2 separate regions of the Homo sapiens genome follow, and region 1 is linked to region 2. The links are chromatin loops, found by intact Hi-C in ENCODE. Cell type or tissue: dorsolateral prefrontal cortex. All regions are shown on one strand. Each heading gives the region's core, and the rest is flanking DNA. Links, peaks and the distances in the headings are about the cores only.

Region 1 (4,390 bases), core at 131-4,130, 68 kb after region 2:
CCCTTCCTGATTGTGCATGTCTTAGTGTGCTATTCAGCTTAGCCCAATCTGTAGTCATTGCCGGCAATGAGAAAAGTGGTCGTTCTTAAGGTTCTCCCCCAAGGACCTGCACACACACATGCACACCCTCCCCCACGCCCATGCTATGGCTAAAGCTAAACAGCTTGTACTAAGAGCTGGGTAAGGGTGTGTGTGTGAAATAGTAACCCTTGTGTTTTGGAAAGAGTAAGAAATTCTCTCAACACAGTCCCATGTTGCCCTAGGTCATCCCAATAGAGAGAAAGCTGATCTGCTACAAATGTGGCTGGCACCCAGGAATATAGGGTTTGGGGCTTCCAAGGCAGCTGATGACAAATGTCCAGGACCCTCACCTCATTCCTGACTCAGTTTCCACCTCCCCAGGCTCTCCGCACCAGCTCCAAGCTTTTAGGTTTTGCATCCTAACTCTTTTTTTGTTTTTATTTTGAGACAGAGTTTTGCTTGTCCCTCAGGCTGGAGTGCAGTGGTGCAATCTCAGCTCACTGCAACCTCTGCCTCCAGGGTTCAAGCAATTCTCCTACCTCAGCCTCCCGAGTAGCTGGGACTACAGGCACTCGCCACCATGCCCTGCTAAAATTTTTTTTTGGTTTTTGTGGAGACAAGGTCTCACCATGTTGGCCAGGCTGGTCTCAAACTCCTGACCTCAAGGGATCTGCCCTCCTCAGCCTCCCAAAATGCTGGGATTACAGGCATGAGCCACCACACCCAGCCATGCATCCTAATTCTAGCCCAGTTCAGACATAGTATGACAGCCCTGGTTTCTCCTGATGAGCTTTGGACCCTTGTAATACATGCTGTGGGTGCCCCACAGTGATCTTTCCCATGCACATGGACCCCATATGTCAATTGCCAGCAGCTGCAACTTGCTGCCCAAAGCAGGCTTTCTCAGGCTTCTTAAGCCCATTAAGCTGTTGCAAAGAGCAAGTTGTGCTGGAAAGTTAAGCCCCACTCCCCAGCAGCCATGACCACTGGTGGGTGGGAGTTGGGGTGGATAAATACCTCAACTTCCTCACCCTTTGCTGGGGGGGACAATGCTGAGGCATGCTCCACCCTGACTCTTAAAGGTGCCCAGTGGGACTGAACTCTCACTGTTCTCAGGGTAACCTACACATTAAAGCCTGCTGCATCACTGTCTTCCTTTCTGTAACTCACTTCCCCACTGTCATACTGGTGTTTCCCAGAATCACCTCCAAATCAACTCCTTGTCTCAGGGTCTGCCTCTGGCAGCCCTCTTTCTTATTTTATGCAGTAACACAGTATTCACTAACCATCACTATATGTCAGACACAGTATTCATCTCACATCAACTCTTTGAGGCAGGTGCAGTGATCACTCGCACCTGACAAATGAGAAAATGGAGCCCACAGAACCAGCAAGTGGCAGAGTTAGGATTTGAATTCGAATCTTTCTGGTTCCAAAAGTCTTTCCTATCCCATCACATGATGCTCACCTGATTCTTTTCACTCTGGGTCTCTCCCCTGCCTGACCAAGCCCTGGCTACCAGGACAGAAATGGACGTGGCTGACCAGTTACTATGACACCAATTATCACCAGAAGTAGGAAATTGTAGTTCAGGAACCAATTGTGCTGAGACAGCTGGCTCCAGCCCACAGAGGCAGGCAGCACTATTATTTTAAGAATCCTCCTGGCCACAGAATAGCAGCCTTTGTGACTGTGGAGGTTGGCACAGGAACGGTGATGCCCGCCCTATTAACAGGCTGTGTAGGAAGACCCAATGGAAAAACCCAGCTTGGAGGCTCTCTAGTCTGTTTTGCCATGGAAACTTCTACTACTTGTAAGGAATAGAGAACTGACAATTTGGAAGTCTGGAGTCCAGTTCCCATCCTTCCCTTTATTGTCTGCATGGGTTTCAGATTCCTGCTTCCCTACACCAAACCTCAGTTTCATGGATTATATGTACTGAGCCTGCAAGCATAGGCCATTGTGGTCCCATCAACTGTAACATTAAGAACTGAGTGAATTTTAAGTGTTGGGTGCTTCATTTGGATGTTTCTCAATAATATTTGGTCTGTGGTTGACACCCAGGTCTTGGCAGTTGTCCAAGACCCAACTTCATCTTTGGACAAGGTGAAAAAATCATGGCTATGTTTCATCCAGATCAAAAGAACCACGTGATTGGCCAGGAATATATTTCTATTATGTACTCAGATTCTAGAAAAGATGGGCATTTGTTCATTCCTGCATTCAAATAACCCTTTAGAGTACACCCTTGTTCCAGGCCCTGAGCTTGGCATATGAATGCAAAAGTAGACAACACAGGACCCTTGATTTCAAGTGTCAGGAAATCCCACTGGAAAGTGATTAATGGGGATGAGTGACATTGAAAAAGATTTGGGATTTCTCTGCCACCCCTGAGTGCTGGTCTCCATAAATTCTCCTCTAGTAAGGCAATAAACCACAGCAGCTCTTTAGAGAAAGATAGGCACCATCCAGACTAGGACAACTAGGGCAAGTGCATCCAGTATTACAGAGGGGAGATGGGAGTTCCAGGGGAGAATCAGGAAGGACTTCCTCGAAGAGGTGATGTTTAGAAGATTCACAGGACTCAGCAGTTGAAGATAGAGAGAATGCTGCCACCAGACCAAATGTGTGCAAAGTCCTCCAGGGAGGAAACAGGGAAACCTGTTCAGGACACAGGTTGTTTCGGTTGGATGCAGCCGAGGCTCCCTAAAGACAAAAGGAGATGGGGAAAAGGCTGGAAATGACCATTCAGATCGTATGAGGAAGGTTCTGAATTCAGATGGAGGCATAGTCAATTCTGGAGAGGAGATTTAGTAGACGAACTCTACCAGTCAGCATTCTGAGTTGCAAGCAACAGAAATCCATTCCCACTAACTTTAGCAAAGAGAGGAATTTATTAGAAGAATGTAGTAAAGCCTGAAGATTTGAAAGAAAAGCTGACTAAGTGGGCCTCAGAAGATACAAGTATCGGGACATGTAGAAGGAAATAGTGGTAGTGAGTAATGAGCAGTGTATTAGTTAGGTATTGCTGCAATAAAGCTGCCTAACAAATAGTCCCCAAATCTTAGTGGTTCACAACAACAAACATTTCATTTTTCTTTTTCATTGGCCTGGAGATTGGCTGGCATGACTCTACTTCAGGCCACAGCTGAGTTTAGGTCTGTAATACGTATCTCTTTGTTCTCCCTGGACCAGGGGCTACCTGGGACTTTTATTTTCATAACAGAGGGCAGAAGAGCAAGCCAAACCACAGAAGAATATTTAAGGCCTGTGTTCTGATCAGGCTCAGTAATATTCCCTTGGCCAGGGCATGTCCTGGAGAAAGAGAAGGAAAAATAAGGAGGTGGGAGTCCATGGTTGGGGGTGGGTGGTGTCTGTGTGGGAAGGGGGTGGGGTTTCAAGGGAAAATGCTGTAACTACTAAATAGGGGCAGTGTTGCCAGTGGGATTGCAGTATACTGAAGTCCAGCAAGCCAGCTAGAGTCCCTTCCTCTACTCAGAATCTTAGTGACTCCAGAACTCTAGTTACTCCAGGTTTTCCTTACATCTGATGATGGATGCAGAACATCCTGGAAGTGTTAATATTATCCCCCAGCTTCACAGCGTGGGAGCCCCTGGAGTCTTTGTTTTGTTTTGTTTGAGATGGGGTCTTGCTGTGTTACCCAGGCTGGATTTGAATTCCTGAGCTCAAGCAGTCCTCCCACCTCTATCTCTCGAGTAGCTGGGATTACAGGTATGCATCACCACGCCCAGTACATATTCCTGCTCAGACCCAGGTGATAAAACTGAACTCGAAGGGAGCAGCCTGCATCCCCAAATGCTTGCATGAAGCCTCAAGCCTTGTGGCCCCCCAGAACTGACCAGGGTCCCAAGAGATCAGATCATGCAGGGGTTGTGGGGTAGGGGAGTTAAAACCTCTTTTCTGGATCCAAGTCGAAAGCATTCCACTTGCCATTGCCCCTCCGGATGGGGAGCAAAGCTCCCAAAGTTTGATGCTGAAGCCATCAGCCCTCCCCAACTCTGTGTCTGGGCCTCCGAGAGCCTGGGGTTCCTCTGGGAGGACAGCTTGGCGACTGCATCCTGCTAGGCGCTGCACCTTTGGCTGCTCTCTAGTTCAAACATAAAACTTTTTATTCCAACTGGTGATTTTCCTCTCTTGGCCAGGGCCAAGTCTTCTGTTTCTATAAGCAGAGCCCTGGTTGCTAGGTGACAGCCTCACTTCAGGTTCCAGAGGCAGCTAAAGCAGAAATGAACCAAAGAGATCTGAAGCCTTCACTTTAAAGACAAAATATGAAACCAAAAGAGAAAATAAGACCCTAAATTAATTGGAGAGTTACATAACAACCAGACATTGTTCTGATGCCCTCCCT
Region 2 (4,390 bases), core at 99-4,098:
CTTACTCCAGCTTCTCTTGCAGCAAGATGAGACTGTGTCACTAAGAGATGGCATATGTGACTTTCCAGAAGAGGGAAAGAACTGCTCTTTTTCCTCCTTCCTCCCTCTTGCTGCTTGGAACACATATATAATGGCTGAGGCTCCAGCAGCCCTCTTGGACCACAAGTTTGAAAGTCACCTGCAGTGAACGCAGAGGGAATTCCAGAAGGAGCTTTATGGAACTGTTACAACAGTCCTGACCTGCCTGCCTCTGGAATTTTGTTGTTGTTGTTTAACAAAATAAAATAAAATTCTGTGTTTTGGCCACTGTGAATTGGGGTTTTTGGTTACTTGCGGTCACACTCAACCCCAAGTGATACAGATTGCAGAGTACGGAAGTTTAAGGGTACAGATTCAGGAACCAAACTGCTGGGCTCACACTCCAGTTTTGCCACCTGCCAACTAGGTGAGTCTGGGATACTCACATGACTTCTTTGCTTCTGTTCCCTCATGAGGAAAATGGAGATAAAAATGCCTACCTCATAGGACTGTTGCAAGGATTAGAAGAGCTGACAGAAGAGAATATAATGCACTTAGAAAATAGTAAGCATCAAGTTCTGTGAACAGTTCCTGGGATAGCAAGTGCTCAGTAAGTATGGACTTTTATTGTTTTTGTGTGGAGGCACATGGTGTGTGTGCATGCATGTGCAATCTTGTCTGCATGACCCTATCAATCCCTACTGGTGTTGTCTGATGAAACTGTCACCCCTCTGACGCCCATGGAATGCTCCCTGCAGGTGGCAACTGCGTCCTCCTCATTTCGACTTCTAAGCCCTCACCCAGAAGTGGAGTCTCATGCTTCCTCGGAGGCAGAGCTTTTCCTTCTCCTGTTGCAGGCTCCGCCAGGCACCCCATGGTTTCTCTCCCCAGCATCGCTTCTTTGTCTTTGTCTTCCTCACCTGCTGGGGTGAGGAGGCTCTTTAGGTTTCCCCTAGAAAGGAGGTGCAAATCGGGATGCCAGATTTAGCAAATAAAAATACATATCACCCGGTTAAATTTGAATTTCAGGTAAACGATAAGTAGTTTTTTATTGTAAGTATGTCCCAAATATTGCTTTTTTTTTTTTTTTTTTGAGACGGAGTTTTGCTCTGTCACCCAGGCTGGAGTGCAGTGGCAAAATCTTGGCAAACTGAAACCTCCACCTCCCAGGTTCAAGCGATCCTCCTGCCTCAGCTTCCCAAGTAGCTGGGATTACAAGCATGCACCACAATGCCCAGCTAATTTTTGTATTTTCAGTAGAGGGGGCGTTTCACCATGTTGGCCAGGCTGGTCTCAAGCTCCTGACCTCAAGTGATCCATCTGCCTCAGCCTCCCAAACTGCTGGGAATACATGCGTGAGCCACCCTGCCCAGCCCCAAACATTGCATTTTATCTGGCAGCTCTAGGCATGGTCCCTAGGATCCCCCACCCCACTCTGCACCCATCTGAGGTCTCTGCTGTATTCTTCATCCCCTATTGGTGACAGGTGGGTGGGTTGGGGAGCAGGGCCATTTTCAGGGAAGCTCCTATTTTCTTTCTCTCTTGCTGCCCCTTATCATTCTCTCCCCACCTCTGCCCTGAGAAACTTCCTCTCTTCTGAAGCAGGCAAAACTAGCCCTGATCTATATCTCAGGCCTTGGAAGTTTCTAGGTTACCTGTAAATTTCCTTTGGGTTCTTACAACTCAAAGTTGACTTTCCAAATTCAAAAGCCAAGCCAAGATTTTGACTCCCTTCTTCTCCCATCCCTGCTGTATCAACCCTTCCCTGCTGGAAGTCTTTGCTGTTGGGGCTGAGGAAGAACTGGGATGCATGAGGAAATGCAGCAAACATTTCCAAGTATCTTCCAGCAACACACAGAGGGACTTGTTGAAATCTCCCCACAGTTCCATTCTTATTCCTGTCCCAACTCTTTGTTTCCATGGCCACTAGGGTGTTTTCTGTCACCATTATCAGTCTGTTAAAGGACAAGTGCACCTGGTTTATTCACATCTTTCTCCCCTATTATCTGTCAGAAAATACAACAATCAGCTCTTTATGTTGCTTCCCAGAGGGCACTGCCATTGTGTCTGCTCTGTCAGCCAATGCCAAATGCATCACAGCAGAGAATCCCAGCCCATCCATCTGCCGTGTGATCAGGACTGAGATGAGAAGGGAGAGGAGGCTTCAGGGACTGTTGGAAATTGAGAAGTGCTTTCTTCCAGCCAAGCACAACTTCTGGCAGATGTTGCTGCAATGTCCCTGCATCTCTTCCTAATGGAGCATCTGCCCAGTAAGCTTAGAACATGTCTCTGCAGACGTGTTCAGGAGACTGAGGAGACCTGGGCATGACGTTACCTACACGGCACAGTGAACCAGCGAGACAGAGGGACACGGGCAGCTAATTCTGGCGAGTGTTCCTCCTCAGCCATCAGGCTAAAAATGTACCCATTTGTGTAAGACATAGGCCTTAGTCACTGAAGAAAGTGAATGTGTGATGAAGAGAAGCGTCCTACACTTGGCAAACTTGCTGAGAATTCACACTTTCTGAATCAAAGTCACTGACATTTTTGGAAGATCCAAATTTAATCAAGGCATTTTCAAAAGATTCAAACTGAATCAGAAAGACATGAGGCCCCATTAGTGACACGAATCTCGATGACTAGTTGGAATTGCATTTGCTAGGAAGCATAATTTTCACTGAAGGTGACAGAAAATTCAATTTCGTAGGATTTGGGAGGGGGGCCTGTTTGAAGTTACATCATTAGGATCAATTAGAAAAGAACAGTTACGCCTGAGATACCGTGTATGTTCCAATGTGGAGCATGCAATTTCTTGGGAATAGGGTGGGCAGAGGTTTTGAAAGGCATTGTTTAAGCCTTGAGGATTGTAGATTCAAACAAAACCTTATTTAAAAGCCAAATATGCACAATACGAAAGTGAGCTGCTTTGAGGAGCAGGCCTGGAGGTGGCTCTCTGTCCCCATCTGGTATTTGCCATATCTGCCTGTTTGTTAATTATTCCTCCCCCTGCTAGAGTGTCAGTTTCATACCAGCAAGACTTTGACTTGTTCACTGATGTATCCCCAGCACTTTGAGCAGTGTCAGACACAGGGTGGGCCTTGTATTTATTGAATGAATGGGCGAATGGAAAGCCTTCTGGGGTGTGTAAGACACATCCACTATTATTAGCATTACTATTAGCATCTAAGGCCAAATGTCTTTCCTATGCTCTAATAAACTTATTAAGCAGTTTGCACACATGATCTTATTCAACAACCCTGCACAGTAGGTATGTAGATCCCTAGTTTATAGATAAGGACACAGAGCCTTAGAGAGGTTCTATGCCCCAAACCTCAGGACCAGTAAGTGACGAAGCTGGTATTCAACACAGGCTTGCATGGCTCAAAGACTGGGAAGTACCTTGCTTCTCTCTCTCTCAATTAAATTAGTATGTAATTTATATACCATACAATTCAGTGGTTTTTAGGATAGTCATAGAGTTGTGCAACCATCATGACAATTAATTTTAGAACATTTTCTTCATCCTCCACTGACCTCCTTACCATTATCAGTCACTCCTCATCACCCCAGCAAGTTCCCCAATCCCTAGGTGCTCACTAAACTAATCTACTTTCTGTCTCTATAGATTTGCCTACTCTGGACTTTTTTTTTTTTTGAGACAGAGTTTTGCCCTTGTTGCCCAGGCTGGAGTATAGTGGCGCGATCTTGGCTCACTGCAAGCTCCACCTCCTGGGTTCAGGTGATTCCCCTGCCTCAGCCTCCCAAGTAGCTGGGATTACAGGCTCCCACCACACCCAGCTAATTTTTGTATTTTTAGTAGAGATGGGGTTTCACATGTTGGCCAGCCTGGTCTTGAATTCCTGACCTGAAGTGATCCACCTGTCTCAGCCTCCCAAAGTGCTGGGATTACAGGCATGAGCCGCTGCACCTGGCCTTTTTTTTTTTTTTTTTTTTTTTTTTTGAGACAGGGTTTTGCTCTGTCATCCAGGCTGGAGTACAGTGGCACCTTCTCTGCTTACTGCAACCTCTGCTTCCTCAGCTCAAGCGATCCTTTCATCTCAGCCCCCTGAGTAGCTGGGACTACAGCTGTCTTCCCCCACACCTGGCTGATTTTTGCATTTTTTCGTAGTGATGAGGTTTTGCCATGTTGCCCAGGCTGGTCTTGAACTCCTGGGCTTAAGTGATCTGCCCGCTTTGGCCTCCCAAAGCACTGGGAATAGAGTGGGCAGAGGTTTGAAACACAGTATTTAAGCAAGTGACGGTGACAGTGAGCCACCTCTCCTGGCCTATTCTGGACATTTTATATAAATGGAAACATACATACAGACTTTCATGACTAGCTTCTTTCTCTTAGCATGTTTTCAAGGTTCAT

What was found. A loop is a pair of places that touch in the nucleus more often than their neighbours do. Peaks named below come from ENCODE experiments on the same cell type or tissue, not always from the same donor. Only the 100,000 strongest peaks of a DNase experiment are listed, where the experiment ranks them.
Region 1: it touches region 2 in a loop (8-fold over the local background); 4 of 110 quality-filtered maps call a loop at or near these places.

Annotation. Positions count from the first base shown.
Region 1 is chr3:42,369,285-42,373,674 of GRCh38, reverse strand. It overlaps a transcript of LYZL4 not described here. Among named protein-coding and RNA genes, the nearest start is that of LYZL4, 39 kb to the left of the region's middle. RefSeq lists an enhancer at 3,408-4,036. In dorsolateral prefrontal cortex, for the core only: no CTCF peak of the experiment used is centred there; a DNase peak (open chromatin) is centred at 1,704; H3K4me3 peaks cover 413 bases; H3K27ac peaks cover 3,175 bases.
Region 2 is chr3:42,437,584-42,441,973 of GRCh38, reverse strand. No RefSeq gene overlaps it. Among named protein-coding and RNA genes, the nearest start is that of LYZL4, 29 kb to the right of the region's middle. In dorsolateral prefrontal cortex, for the core only: no CTCF peak of the experiment used is centred there; DNase peaks (open chromatin) are centred at 2,144 and 2,343; H3K27ac peaks cover 2,079 bases.